3 separate regions of the Homo sapiens genome follow, and all the other regions are linked to region 3. A link is a contact called in ENCODE Hi-C or POLR2A ChIA-PET data. All regions are on one chromosome and are shown on one strand. Each heading gives the region's core, a stretch centred on a gene start or an enhancer-like site at or near the end of the contact. The rest is flanking DNA. Distances are from core to core; before and after follow the strand shown. Region 1 holds the start of SYMPK (symplekin scaffold protein). Region 2 holds the start of DMPK (DM1 protein kinase). Region 3 holds the start of BCL3 (BCL3 transcription coactivator).

Region 1 (4,279 bases), core at 351-2,850, 1.1 Mb before region 3:
TTTTAAGCCCTGGCCGCGGCGAGGCTGCCCAAACAGCGCTCCCATCCATGCCTCGTCCCCGGTCCCCGACTTCCACACCTGGTCTCCGTGTTCCCAGTTCCTCAGCTGCCCAAGTAGACGCCTTTGCCTCCATTTGAACCCACAACCAGTCCCTGCTCCATGTGAGCCCACACCCCGATACCTGCCCCCAACTTCCCGCTCCGCCATCCCCGAGGACACACCTCGCCCGCCTCCGGGTAGTAGCTCCACTCGGCCAGGTCATGGGCCTCCATCTTCACTGAGCCCAGCATCCCCCGGGCTTACGCCCCCACCCGCCCCCGCTCCGGCCCCGGGGGAACGGAGCGCTCTGGATCTCTCAGCGGGCACGGCCCGAGCTCCCACCGGCGCCCGCCCGTCCGACCGCCCGGGGTACGGCTGTCCCGAGCGCCGCGGGAGGCGGCCACGCTTTATAGCCGGGACACCCCCGCCCTCGCCCGCCCCGGGCTCCCCTCCCGCCTCCCCGAGGGCGGCGCGCTCGGACTGGGGCGCCCCCTGCGGGATCGCCAGGAGACAGACCTCAGGCGCCGGGGGCCGCAGCCCCAGGACGCGACAGCTGGGGGTGATTCAGGAGTGAGGGAGCTGCCCGCAGCGACGCTGCAGATACCAAGGGCCCCGAGGTCAGAACTCTGGAGCCTTTCTACCTCAGGGGGCTTCATCATCTCGGCAGGAGAGGACGAAGAGCCAGAGCCCTGCATGACCGTGGCGGAAGAAAGGGGAATCAGAACGCTAGGGCCACTATGCGACTACAAGGACCCGTAAAAGGTCCCCGAAATCACATCCCCATTGGACAGACAGGAAGACTGAGGCTTCCGACGGCTAGAAATGCTTAACTTGGCCGGGCGCGGTGGCTCACGCCTGTAATTCCAGCACTGCAGGAGGCCGAGGCGGGCGGACGAATCACTTGAGGTCAGGAGTTTGAGACCAGCCTGGCCAACAGGGTGAAACCCCATCTCTATTAAAAATACAACAACTAGCTAGGCGTGATGGTGCGTGCCTGTTATCCCAGCTATTCGGGAGGCTGAGGCAGGAGAATCGTTTGAACCTAGGAAGCGGAGGTTGCAGTGAGCCGAGATCGCGCCACTGCAGTCCAGCCTGGGAGAGAGAGCGGGACTCCGTTTCCAAAAAAAAAGAAAGAAAGAAAAGAAAAGAAAAAGAAATGCTTCAGACTGTTGAAAGGGTCAAGAACAAAGATGGAGGGGATCGGGGCCTCTCCGCAGACCCCACTAGGGCAACAGACCACCTCCCCTCCAAGACCCAGGAGCTTCGCTGCCCGAACTCCGCACTCTCCAAGACCAGCCAGCCGTCCAGGGACTCAGCACCACTGAGAACTCCATTTCCCAGAATGCTCTAGCTCCCTTTCCGCCCGGTGCCTCCGAAGGGACTACATTTCCCAGAAGGCCTAGCCGGACCCAGAGCCGGAAATGAAGGGTCTGCTCGCCGTAGTATGGAGGCGGGCAGAATGCCGCTCGCACGGGACGAGGCATGGGCGGGGTCGGGCTGTGCTCTGGACTCCATTTCCCGGCGGCCCTGGGTGTGTGGCGCGTGCGCACCGTTCCCGGCGACGAACGGAAGATGGCGGCGGCGGCGGCGGCGGAGTGTAGGAAGAGGCACTGCTGAGGGGGCGCGAGGGGAACGGAGGCCAGAGCTGCGGTGAGCGGGAGGCGGCGTTTGGGCCCGGAGACGAAAGGAGGAGGCTCCTAAAGAAGCAGGGGCTCGGGCGGGGAGGGCATCGCCGTGGGGAGAGGGGAACAGTGGCTTTCGCGACCCATGTTTCTTCCCTTGCTCAGGACCCTTCCTTGGCTCCCTAGTGCCCTCGAGGCAAAGTTCCAACGTGGCCCCCCGGGCGCCACCGCCCCGCAGACCTCGCTTGCTTCGACTCGGCCTCTTTGCTTTTTCCCCCACCTCTAACAGCCGCCCTGGCCTTTCGGTTCCTTAAACTTGCCATGCGCTTTCCCGCTTCGGGGATTTTGCACAGGCTGTCCCTTCTGCCTGCAACATCCTTTTACCCATTCGGCTTGGCTAACTCCCATTTCATCCTTCGGGTCTCGGCACCAACGTCACTTCCTCTGCGAAGCCCTCCTTCCCTGCCCTCCATCCAGAAATCCGCCTGTTAAATGCTTTTGTCGGTCCGTGTTCCTTCATGTCACGTGTGGTCTAATTTGTTATCCGACTCTTATCTGTGTGCTGTTTTATGATGTCTATGACCGTGTGTTCCATGAAGGTAGGGACTAGGTTTGTCTCTGTCGCCACTGTGTTCTCAGCACAGCGCCAATCACGCCGGAGACGCCCAGCTAATGTTCGTTGAAGGAATAAAAGATACTCCTAGAGCCAGTTTGGGGAAACAGGGTAGTCATCAGATTCCTAGGTAGCAGTGGGGCAGGGTACCACTTCTTAACGAGTACATCGAGAGGGAAGGGGAAACAGTGATACTGTTCATCATAGCAAAAGGCTACACGCATCCCAAATGTTCTTAAATAAGAAGATTGGCTGAAAGAAACTATAATACATCCACATAAAAAATACTATGCAACTCTAAAAAGGAATGAGGTAGATAAAAGGAAATGATGAAAATCTCTATACACTGATATAGTGGCCTCCAACATATATTAAGGGAAAACAAGTGAAGTGGAGGTTGGTGTTTATTGTATATGCTTTTTCTTTTTTTTTTTTTTTGAGACAGGGTCTCACTCTGTCGCCCAGGCTGGCACGATCCCAGTTCACTGCAACCTCCACCTCCCTGGTTCAAGTGATTCTCCCACCCCAGCCTCTCGAGTAGCTGGGATTACAAACGTGCCCCACCACACCCAGGTAATTTTTATATTTTTAGTAGAGACGGGGTTTCTCTGTGTTGGCCAGGCTGGTCTTGAACTCCTGACCTCAAGTGATCTGCCCACCTCAGCCTTCCAAAGTGCAGGGATTACAGGCCTGAGCCACCAAACTCGGCCTGTGTAGGCTCCTTTTTTTTTTTTTTGAGACAGAGTCTCACTCTGTCACCCAGGCTGGAGTGCAGTGGCGTGATCTCGGCTCACTGCAACCTCTGCCTTCCAGGTTCAAGCAATTCGCCTGCCTCAGCCTCCCAGGTAGCTGGGATTACAGGCACACCACCACGCCTGGCTAATTTTTGTATTTTTAGTAGAGATGGGGTTTCACCATGTTGGTCAGGCTGGTCTTGAACTCCTGACCTCGTGATCCACCTGCCTCCGCCTCCCGAAGTGCTGGGATTACAGGCGTGAGTCACCGCTCCCGGCCCTGTGTATGCTCTTTTTGTAAATGAAAGGGAAATATGTATATATGGGTTTTTTTATTTTCATTTTTTTTCCTTTTTTTGCATAAAATCTAGCTCCTGCAGGAGAATTTTGTGTATGTGTGTTTAAAAAAGAACAAAACAAAACTGAAAGCATAAACCAAAAAGCAGAAGAAGAATGAAACAGGGTAAAATATTTTGGTTGATCTGAATGTATTATCATGAAAAAAGTGGAAATGTTTATTATGGGGTTTTATTTTATTTTATTTTATTTTTTGAGGCAGAGTCTCATTCTGTCGCCCAGGCTGGAGTGCAGTGGTGTTGGGATTACAGGTGTGAGCCACCATGCCCGGCCTGTTTTTTTTATGTTTTGACTGGGGACGGCATGCCATGCCGGTTGTCTGGTGGCCAGGATCCTTGGCTTACGTAAACAGACCTGGGGGTAAAAAACAATTCCTTTCAGATAAACAGTACTGTAGCATAGTGGTAAGGAAGATATGCAGCCATGCTGCTGACTCTGCCTCTTACAAGCTATATGCCTTTGGTCAGGTCACTTTACCTCCCTGGTCTTCAGTTTCCTCATCTGTAAAATGAAAATTAAAAATACTAACTCCCAGCCTGGGCAACATGGCGAAACCCTTCTCTACAGAAAGTACAAAAATTAAATGGGGATTCGCCTGTAGTCTCAGCTACTTGGGAAAATGAGGTAGGAGGATCGCCTGAGCCCGGGAGGCAGAGATTGCGGTGAGCTGAGATTGCGGCACTGCACTCCAGCTTGGGCAACAGAGTGACACCCTGTCTCAAAAAAACAAAAAATGTAAACCTAACTCATGTATATTAATTCTAATATATACATATTAATTCATTTAAACCTTGGTGTCTGAGGTTTAAATGAGTTAATATGTATATCTTAGAATTGTGCTTAGCACATATTAAGTGTTCTCTCTCTCTCTTTCTCTTTCTCTCTCTGTGTGTGTGGGTTTTTTTTCTTTTTTT
Region 2 (4,059 bases), core at 815-3,314, 1.0 Mb before region 3:
CTTACCCTTACCCCATGGTCTCACTCAGGATCCGCCAAGGACTTTGATTATTGCGTGAAAGTGCTGACTGCCAGGACAGGAAGCTAGCTAAGATGCAAGTTCCCAGCCTAGAGCAGTGGCCTCTGGGGGGTCTAGGGCGGACCCAAGGGCAAGGCCAGGGTGGCAGCAGCTTTGGGGACTCTGGGCTGGCTCCCTCCCCTTGACACTGGCTGAAGCCCAGGTGGTCTCTAACCCCTCCCATCTCTCCCTCTCATCTTCCCCAGGGCATCTCCTCCCAACCAGGCAACTCCCCGAGTGGCACAGTGGTGTGAAGCCATGGATATCGGGCCCCCCCAACCCCATGCCCCCAGCCTCCTAGCCATAACCCTCCCTGCTGACCTCACAGATCAACGTATTAACAAGACTAACCATGATGGATGGACTGCTCCAGTCCCCCCACCTGCACAAAATTTGGGGGCCCCCCAGACTGGCCCGGACACGGGCGATGTAATAGCCCTTGTGGCCTCAGCCTTGTCCCCCACCCACTGCCAAGTACAATGACCTCTTCCTCTGAAACATCAGTGTTACCCTCATCCCTGTCCCCAGCATGTGACTGGTCACTCCTGGGGAGAGACTCCCCGCCCCTGCCACAAGAGCCCCAGGTCTGCAGTGTGCCCCTCAGTTGAGTGGGCAGGGCCGGGGGTGGTCCAGCCCTCGCCCGGCCCCCACCCCAGCTGCCCTTGCTATTGTCTGTGCTTTTGAAGAGTGTTAAATTATGGAAGCCCCTCAGGTTCCTCCCTGTCCCGCAGGACCTCTTATTTATACTAAAGTTCCCTGTTTTCTCAGCGGGTCTGTCCCCTTCGGAGGAGATGATGTAGAGGACCTGTGTGTGTACTCTGTGGTTCTAGGCAGTCCGCTTTCCCCAGAGGAGGAGTGCAGGCCTGCTCCCAGCCCAGCGCCTCCCACCCCTTTTCATAGCAGGAAAAGCCGGAGCCCAGGGAGGGAACGGACCTGCGAGTCACACAACTGGTGACCCACACCAGCGGCTGGAGCAGGACCCTCTTGGGGAGAAGAGCATCCTGCCCGCAGCCAGGGCCCCTCATCAAAGTCCTCGGTGTTTTTTAAATTATCAGAACTGCCCAGGACCACGTTTCCCAGGCCCTGCCCAGCTGGGACTCCTCGGTCCTTGCCTCCTAGTTTCTCAGGCCTGGCCCTCTCAAGGCCCAGGCACCCCAGGCCGGTTGGAGGCCCCGACTTCCACTCTGGAGAACCGTCCACCCTGGAAAGAAGAGCTCAGATTCCTCTTGGCTCTCGGAGCCGCAGGGAGTGTGTCTTCCCGCGCCACCCTCCACCCCCCGAAATGTTTCTGTTTCTAATCCCAGCCTGGGCAGGAATGTGGCTCCCCGGCCAGGGGCCAAGGAGCTATTTTGGGGTCTCGTTTGCCCAGGGAGGGCTTGGCTCCACCACTTTCCTCCCCCAGCCTTTGGGCAGCAGGTCACCCCTGTTCAGGCTCTGAGGGTGCCCCCTCCTGGTCCTGTCCTCACCACCCCTTCCCCACCTCCTGGGAAAAAAAAAAAAAAAAAAAAAAAAAGCTGGTATAAAGCAGAGAGCCTGAGGGCTAAATTTAACTGTCCGAGTCGGAATCCATCTCTGAGTCACCCAAGAAGCTGCCCTGGCCTCCCGTCCCCTTCCCAGGCCTCAACCCCTTTCTCCCACCCAGCCCCAACCCCCAGCCCTCACCCCCTAGCCCCCAGTTCTGGAGCTTGTCGGGAGCAAGGGGGTGGTTGCTACTGGGTCACTCAGCCTCAATTGGCCCTGTTTCAGCAATGGGCAGGTTCTTCTTGAAATTCATCACACCTGTGGCTTCCTCTGTGCTCTACCTTTTTATTGGGGTGACAGTGTGACAGCTGAGATTCTCCATGCATTCCCCCTACTCTAGCACTGAAGGGTTCTGAAGGGCCCTGGAAGGAGGGAGCTTGGGGGGCTGGCTTGTGAGGGGTTAAGGCTGGGAGGCGGGAGGGGGGCTGGACCAAGGGGTGGGGAGAAGGGGAGGAGGCCTCGGCCGGCCGCAGAGAGAAGTGGCCAGAGAGGCCCAGGGGACAGCCAGGGACAGGCAGACATGCAGCCAGGGCTCCAGGGCCTGGACAGGGGCTGCCAGGCCCTGTGACAGGAGGACCCCGAGCCCCCGGCCCGGGGAGGGGCCATGGTGCTGCCTGTCCAACATGTCAGCCGAGGTGCGGCTGAGGCGGCTCCAGCAGCTGGTGTTGGACCCGGGCTTCCTGGGGCTGGAGCCCCTGCTCGACCTTCTCCTGGGCGTCCACCAGGAGCTGGGCGCCTCCGAACTGGCCCAGGACAAGTACGTGGCCGACTTCTTGCAGTGGGGTGAGTGCCTACCCTCGGGGCTCCTGCAGATGGGGTGGGGGTGGGGCAGGAGACAGGTCTGGGCACAGAGGCCTGGCTGTTGGGGGGGCAGGATGGCAGGATGGGCATGGGGAGATCCTCCCATCCTGGGGCTCAGAGTGTGGACCTGGGCCCTGGGGCAACATTTCTCTGTCCTATGCCACCACTCTGGAGGGGCAGAGTAAGGTCAGCAGAGGCTAGGGTGGCTGTGACTCAGAGCCATGGCTTAGGAGTCACAGCAGGCTAGGCTGCCAACAGCCTCCCATGGCCTCTCTGCACCCCGCCTCAGGGTCAGGGTCAGGGTCATGCTGGGAGCTCCCTCTCCTAGGACCCTCCCCCCAAAAGTGGGCTCTATGGCCCTCTCCCCTGGTTTCCTGTGGCCTGGGGCAAGCCAGGAGGGCCAGCATGGGGCAGCTGCCAGGGGCGCAGCCGACAGGCAGGTGTTCGGCGCCAGCCTCTCCAGCTGCCCCAACAGGTGCCCAGGCACTGGGAGGGCGGTGACTCACGCGGGCCCTGTGGGAGAACCAGCTTTGCAGACAGGCGCCACCAGTGCCCCCTCCTCTGCGATCCAGGAGGGACAACTTTGGGTTCTTCTGGGTGTGTCTCCTTCTTTTGTAGGTTCTGCACCCACCCCCACCCCCAGCCCCAAAGTCTCGGTTCCTATGAGCCGTGTGGGTCAGCCACCATTCCCGCCACCCCGGGTCCCTGCGTCCTTTAGTTCTCCTGGCCCAGGGCCTCCAACCTTCCAGCTGTCCCACAAAACCCCTTCTTGCAAGGGCTTTCCAGGGCCTGGGGCCAGGGCTGGAAGGAGGATGCTTCCGCTTCTGCCAGCTGCCTTGTCTGCCCACCTCCTCCCCAAGCCCAGGACTCGGGCTCACTGGTCACTGGTTTCTTTCATTCCCAGCACCCTGCCCCTCTGGCCCTCATATGTCTGGCCCTCAGTGACTGGTGTTTGGTTTTTGGCCTGTGTGTAACAAACTGTGTGTGACACTTGTTTCCTGTTTCTCCGCCTTCCCCTGCTTCCTCTTGTGTCCATCTCTTTCTGACCCAGGCCTGGTTCCTTTCCCTCCTCCTCCCATTTCACAGATGGGAAGGTGGAGGCCAAGAAGGGCCAGGCCATTCAGCCTCTGGAAAAACCTTCTCCCAACCTCCCACAGCCCCTAATGACTCTCCTGGCCTCCCTTTAGTAGAGGATGAAGTTGGGTTGGCAGGGTAAACTGAGACCGGGTGGGGTAGGGGTCTGGCGCTCCCGGGAGGAGCACTCCTTTTGTGGCCCGAGCTGCATCTCGCGGCCCCTCCCCTGCCAGGCCTGGGGCGGGGGAGGGGGCCAGGGTTCCTGCTGCCTTAAAAGGGCTCAATGTCTTGGCTCTCTCCTCCCTCCCCCGTCCTCAGCCCTGGCTGGTTCGTCCCTGCTGGCCCACTCTCCCGGAACCCCCCGGAACCCCTCTCTTTCCTCCAGAACCCACTGTCTCCTCTCCTTCCCTCCCCTCCCATACCCATCCCTCTCTCCATCCTGCCTCCACTTCTTCCACCCCCGGGAGTCCAGGCCTCCCTGTCCCCACAGTCCCTGAGCCACAAGCCTCCACCCCAGCTGGTCCCCCACCCAGGCTGCCCAGTTTAACATTCCTAGTCATAGGACCTTGACTTCTGAGAGGCCTGATTGTCATCTGTAAATAAGGG
Region 3 (4,036 bases), core at 1,283-3,782:
GGCAGTAAGGCTCCTGGACAATGGAGGACAGAGAAGGGACATGGGTGAGGCCACACCCACAGACCCTCAACCCGCCCCCCACTTCTAAAACTTTGCTCCTGTGGTGTCACCTGCCCTTTCTCCTGGGTCCCTTTTGCATCCCATACAGGGTCCTCAGGGCCTAAAACAAACCCCCTTCCACGTCCCTCCTCTGGGCTCTGGCAGCTTCCTCTCCCTCTAGGGCTGGTCACCCTCATTGTCACTTATCTTCTGACCTCAATCTCCAATCAGACAAAGGGTCCCTTAAGAACAGAGGGTGCACCCATCATCACCTAGCAGGGGACCCCAGGGACTGTCTGCAGAGTGATTTTGTGGCTGATGAATTGCTGGGTGCAGGGTGTGGGATAAATGTAGAGTGGGTTTGGGGAGAGTGGAGGCAGAGAGGAGGTGTTACCAGAAGCCTGTTCAAATTGTTTTTGAGATGTAGTCTCGCTCTGTTGCCCAGACTGGAGTGCAGTGGCACGATCTTGCCCCACTGCAACCTCTGCCTCCCAGGTTCAAGCGATTCTCCTGCCTCAACCTCCCAGGTAGCTGGGATTACAGATGCTGACCACCACGCATGGGTAATTTTAGATCAAACTGTTTAAAAAGGGGCCACGGCAGGCCGGGCGCTGTGGCTCATGCCTCTAATACCAATACTTTGGGAGGCCGAGGCGGGCGGATCACCTGAGGTCAGGAGTTCAATACCAGTCTGGGCAACATGGTGAAACCCTGTCTCTACTAAAAATACAAAAATTAGCCAGGTGTGGTGGTGCATGCCTGTAATCCCAGCTACTCGGGAGGCTGAGGCACAAGAATCCCCTGAACTTGGGAGGCGGAGGTTGCAGTGAGCCGAGATCACGCCAATGCACTCCAGCCTGGGCGACAGAGCAAAACAAAACTCTGTCTCAAAAAACAAAAACAAAAACAAACAAAGGCGAGGGGACCATGGCAGCAGGCAAATCCATACCAACCCATCACACAGACGGGGAAAACTGAGGCCTGCTTTCTCACTCTTGGAATAGGAAAGCTGGGAGGCCGTGGCAGAACTCCTGATGCACATAGCTTGAGGCTCTCCAGCTGTCACGCTGATGGGGTGGAGGGTGCAGAAACTACCTAAAGTTTTGGGGCTCTGTAGAACGGCTCTCTGCAGCTTTGGGGGTCAATTGGGGATGGTGACGTGGCCACAGCTGTGGTAGAGGACACCCCTTCTTGAGATCAGGGATGGAGATAGGATGGAGAGAAGAGTGTGTGGTCTTCGTCATCTGCTGATCCTTGTGGGCCCTCTGTTCTTGAACTCCCAAGTTTCCAGGTCCTCGTATCTCCAATACCAGGCCTTGAGGCCTTGAGGCTTTCTGTCTGGAGACCCCTGAAATTTTCATCCTGCCTCTAAATTACCCAAAGTCTCAGAATTACCCAATCTTAGGATCCTCAGTCCCCTGATCCCTTCTGCCCACCTGATCTTGACCTCAAATAGGACCCTGATCACTTGTGGCCCCACATAACTGAGTACCCAGAAACCCGGGTCTCTGTTCTCCTGGGTCCTCAAGACCCCCTGGTATCTGGGTCCCTGGAGCTCTGGTTCATTTCCTTGGATCCTTGTGATCCCAGATATTGGGGTGCTCAGAACCCCATCTCTGTTTTCATAATGCCCATGTCTCCAGATATCTTGGTTCCTGAGATTGTGACATCCTGAGATCCTCAGTATCTGTCTCCTTAGAACCCCAGTCTCTGTTACCCTGACTCCCTTTGATTCTAATAATATCAGGATACAGGGAACCCCAGTTTCTCCAGCCCAGCTCAGCTTCCTCATAACGCTACACATCTGGCTTAAGAGCTTGTACTTTCTTGCCCCTAGGATACCAGGCTCTGTGCCCTGATTCCCTGACACCCCCATATTTGTACCACTGGGCATTGTCCCTGGCCCCCCCCCCCCCACGTCACTCAGCCCCTGGGCTTTGCCCCCCAGGGTCCCCAAATCCCCAGATCCCAAGGCACAGCTTACTGGCTCCCCGATGATCTCATATCTATATCCTTGGAACCTGGGCTTATATCCTCTTGTCCCCCAGGTCCCTGGAGAGACACCGGTTTGTGCCTCAAGCTCTGCCTCCTGGCTCTGGTGACCCTATGCTCTGTGTGGATCCCACCCGGCCCGGACCCTCGGGGGCCACTCACCGGGGTAGTAAAGCGCCTCCGGCCGGGCCAGGCCGTGGGGGGGCCCGGGGACCGCCGGCAGGTCGCAGCCGCCGCGCAGAGGGTCCAGGGGGACGACAAGGCCCGCAGCGCCGCGGGGAGCGGCGGGCTCCGGGGAGGGCGCGCGCAGCGGGCGCTTGCGGAGCGGCAGCGCGGCGCCCGGGAGTCCGGCGGCCTTGGGCCGGGTGCGCAGGTCCACGGGCCCCTCGTCCATGGCCCCCGCGGGGCATCGGGGCATGGGGCCGCCGGGGACGGCGGCCGGAGAGCGGCTGGGCTCGGCTGCACGGGAGGGTGGTTTCGCCGGGCGCCGGGACTTCCCCTGCAGCCGGCTGAACTGAAGGGACTTTTGTCGGCCGGGGCGGTGCCGGCCGCCCGCCTCCCCGCCCCCGGCCCCCCCGGGGCCACCCGTACGCCCCAGGGGTTTCCTGGACCCGCCGCTGCTCCCGCCGCTCTGAGGTGCAGCCTGCCCTGCGCCCCGCCCGCGCCGCGCCCCGCTTGCCCCCTCCCGGCCCGCGGCGCCTGGGGCAGCCAGGCCTCGGCGGGGGAGGGAGAGGAAAGGAGGGGTGGGGGGAGAGGAGGCGGGGTCGGGGGGTGGGGGGGTGTCCCCACCCCTGCTGCCAAGGGCCGCTCTCTCTGCCTCTGTTTTTGTCTTTCTGGCCCTATCTCTCAACATCTCTATCTCTGAGTCTGTAACTGTCTCTCTGGTTCTCCTGTCTGAGTAGGTGTTTCTCTCCGCAACCCCGCGTTTGTCTCTGTGTGCTCTGTTCCGTCTCTGTCTCTCTCTTTTGTCTCTTTGTGTCTGTCACCATCTCTCTGCCTCTCAGTTGCTGTCTGCTTCTCTGTCTCTCAGGAGGCCTTGGCATCTCTGGGACGGGGTTTGGAATCTCGGTTCCCACTTACTCGCTGGGTGACCTTGGCCAAACACTTCCCCTCTCTGAGCCGTTTCCTCCTTAGTGGGAGTGAAGAGACGCACCCGGGGCAGGGACTGGCACTCGGCAGGCGGCCAGGAACGATTCCTCTCCCTCCCCTCTTCCATCTCTGCCACTCCACGTGCCTCATCAGCTGTGGGTCTAAAGGGGCTGGGGGTGGGGTGAGGGTGGGGAGCGCTCCACTGATTGTGTCTCTGCACTCGTTGGGGGCCCTGCCCCCAGCCGGGGCCCGCGGGGCACCGGGGTGGGTGCTCGGAAAATCCTAGGTGCACAGAGAGAAAGAGACATGGAGACAGGCGCAGAGATCTTGAGAGAAAGAGAGATAGCAAGAGACACGGACACCAGGCCAGAGTCAGCGCGACCGAGGCCGGTGCTGCAGGAGCGGGGAGCAGTTTGGCTTCCCCCCGACTTCCCCTCCCACCTCGAGGAGGGGTTGATGGGTGGGGAACAGGCTAGGCGGGTTGGGGGCATGACTCAGGCTGGAGATGGGAGGGAGGGAGGAGGGAGGCGGGACTCTTCCCCGTCTCCTCCCCTCCTCTCCCTCTCCCCGCCCCGGGGTGGGGCCCCGAAGGTCCGGGGCTTTCCCGGATTTCCCTGGGGGCGGGGCAGCCGCTGGGGTTGAGTCCGGGTCACTGAGTCACAGGAGGCGGAGAGGGAGGCTTTGGGGACACAGGGGGCGGGGCATGGGGGCTGCACCCCGGACTTGCCCAGGGGGCACGCGGCGTCTCTCTGGTTCTCTCCCCCGGTCTCCTTCTGTCTTCGAAACTTGCCTGACCTCCCTCTGGTTGTCTCCTGCCCCGCCCTCTGTCTCTGTCTCCCCATCTCTGTTGCTGTCTCTGTGTCCCCTGGGACCTTGAAAGTGGGTATTGGGGCCCCGGGAAGGGACTTTGGCCGGA

The links. Hi-C counts contacts between places; a loop is a spot of excess contacts on that map. ChIA-PET counts read pairs that join two places held with the same protein, here RNA polymerase II (POLR2A). Pooled maps may share reads with other maps.
Region 1: a pooled map shows a loop between it and region 3 (11-fold over the local background). The contact joins the promoter of SYMPK here to the promoter of BCL3 in region 3. A Hi-C loop is called at or near these places in 1 of 37 single-sample maps with no recorded cell type and 4 of 50 pooled maps. POLR2A ChIA-PET finds 5 or more read pairs at or near these places in 1 of 52 experiments (GM12878).
Region 2: a loop to region 3 is called in a map of psoas muscle, with 5 times the contacts of the local background. The contact joins the promoter of DMPK here to the promoter of BCL3 in region 3. A Hi-C loop is called at or near these places in 1 of 168 maps with a recorded cell type or tissue (psoas muscle) and 6 of 50 pooled maps. POLR2A ChIA-PET finds 5 or more read pairs at or near these places in 1 of 52 experiments (B cell).

What each region holds. Positions count from the first base shown.
Region 1 is chr19:45,860,468-45,864,746 of GRCh38, reverse strand. It overlaps SYMPK (symplekin scaffold protein), which reads left to right and starts at 1,600. Exons shown (of 27, transcript NM_004819.3): 1 at 1,600-1,689. It overlaps FOXA3 (forkhead box A3), which reads right to left and starts at 421. Exons shown (of 2, transcript NM_004497.3): 1 at 222-421. The coding sequence starts at 290. RefSeq lists a silencer at 226-635 and enhancers at 1,276-1,685, 1,937-2,575.
Region 2 is chr19:45,780,495-45,784,553 of GRCh38, reverse strand. DMPK (DM1 protein kinase) reads left to right here and starts at 2,064. Exons shown (of 15, transcript NM_004409.5): 1 at 2,064-2,361. The coding sequence starts at 2,202. It overlaps DMWD (DM1 locus, WD repeat containing), which reads left to right. Exons shown (of 5, transcript NM_004943.2): 5 at 264-1,607. The coding sequence ends at 311.
Region 3 is chr19:44,747,204-44,751,239 of GRCh38, reverse strand. BCL3 (BCL3 transcription coactivator) reads right to left here and starts at 2,532. Exons shown (of 9, transcript NM_005178.5): 1 at 2,194-2,532; 2 at 1-13. The coding sequence starts at 2,449. RefSeq lists silencers at 2,294-2,883, 3,294-3,423, 3,484-3,963.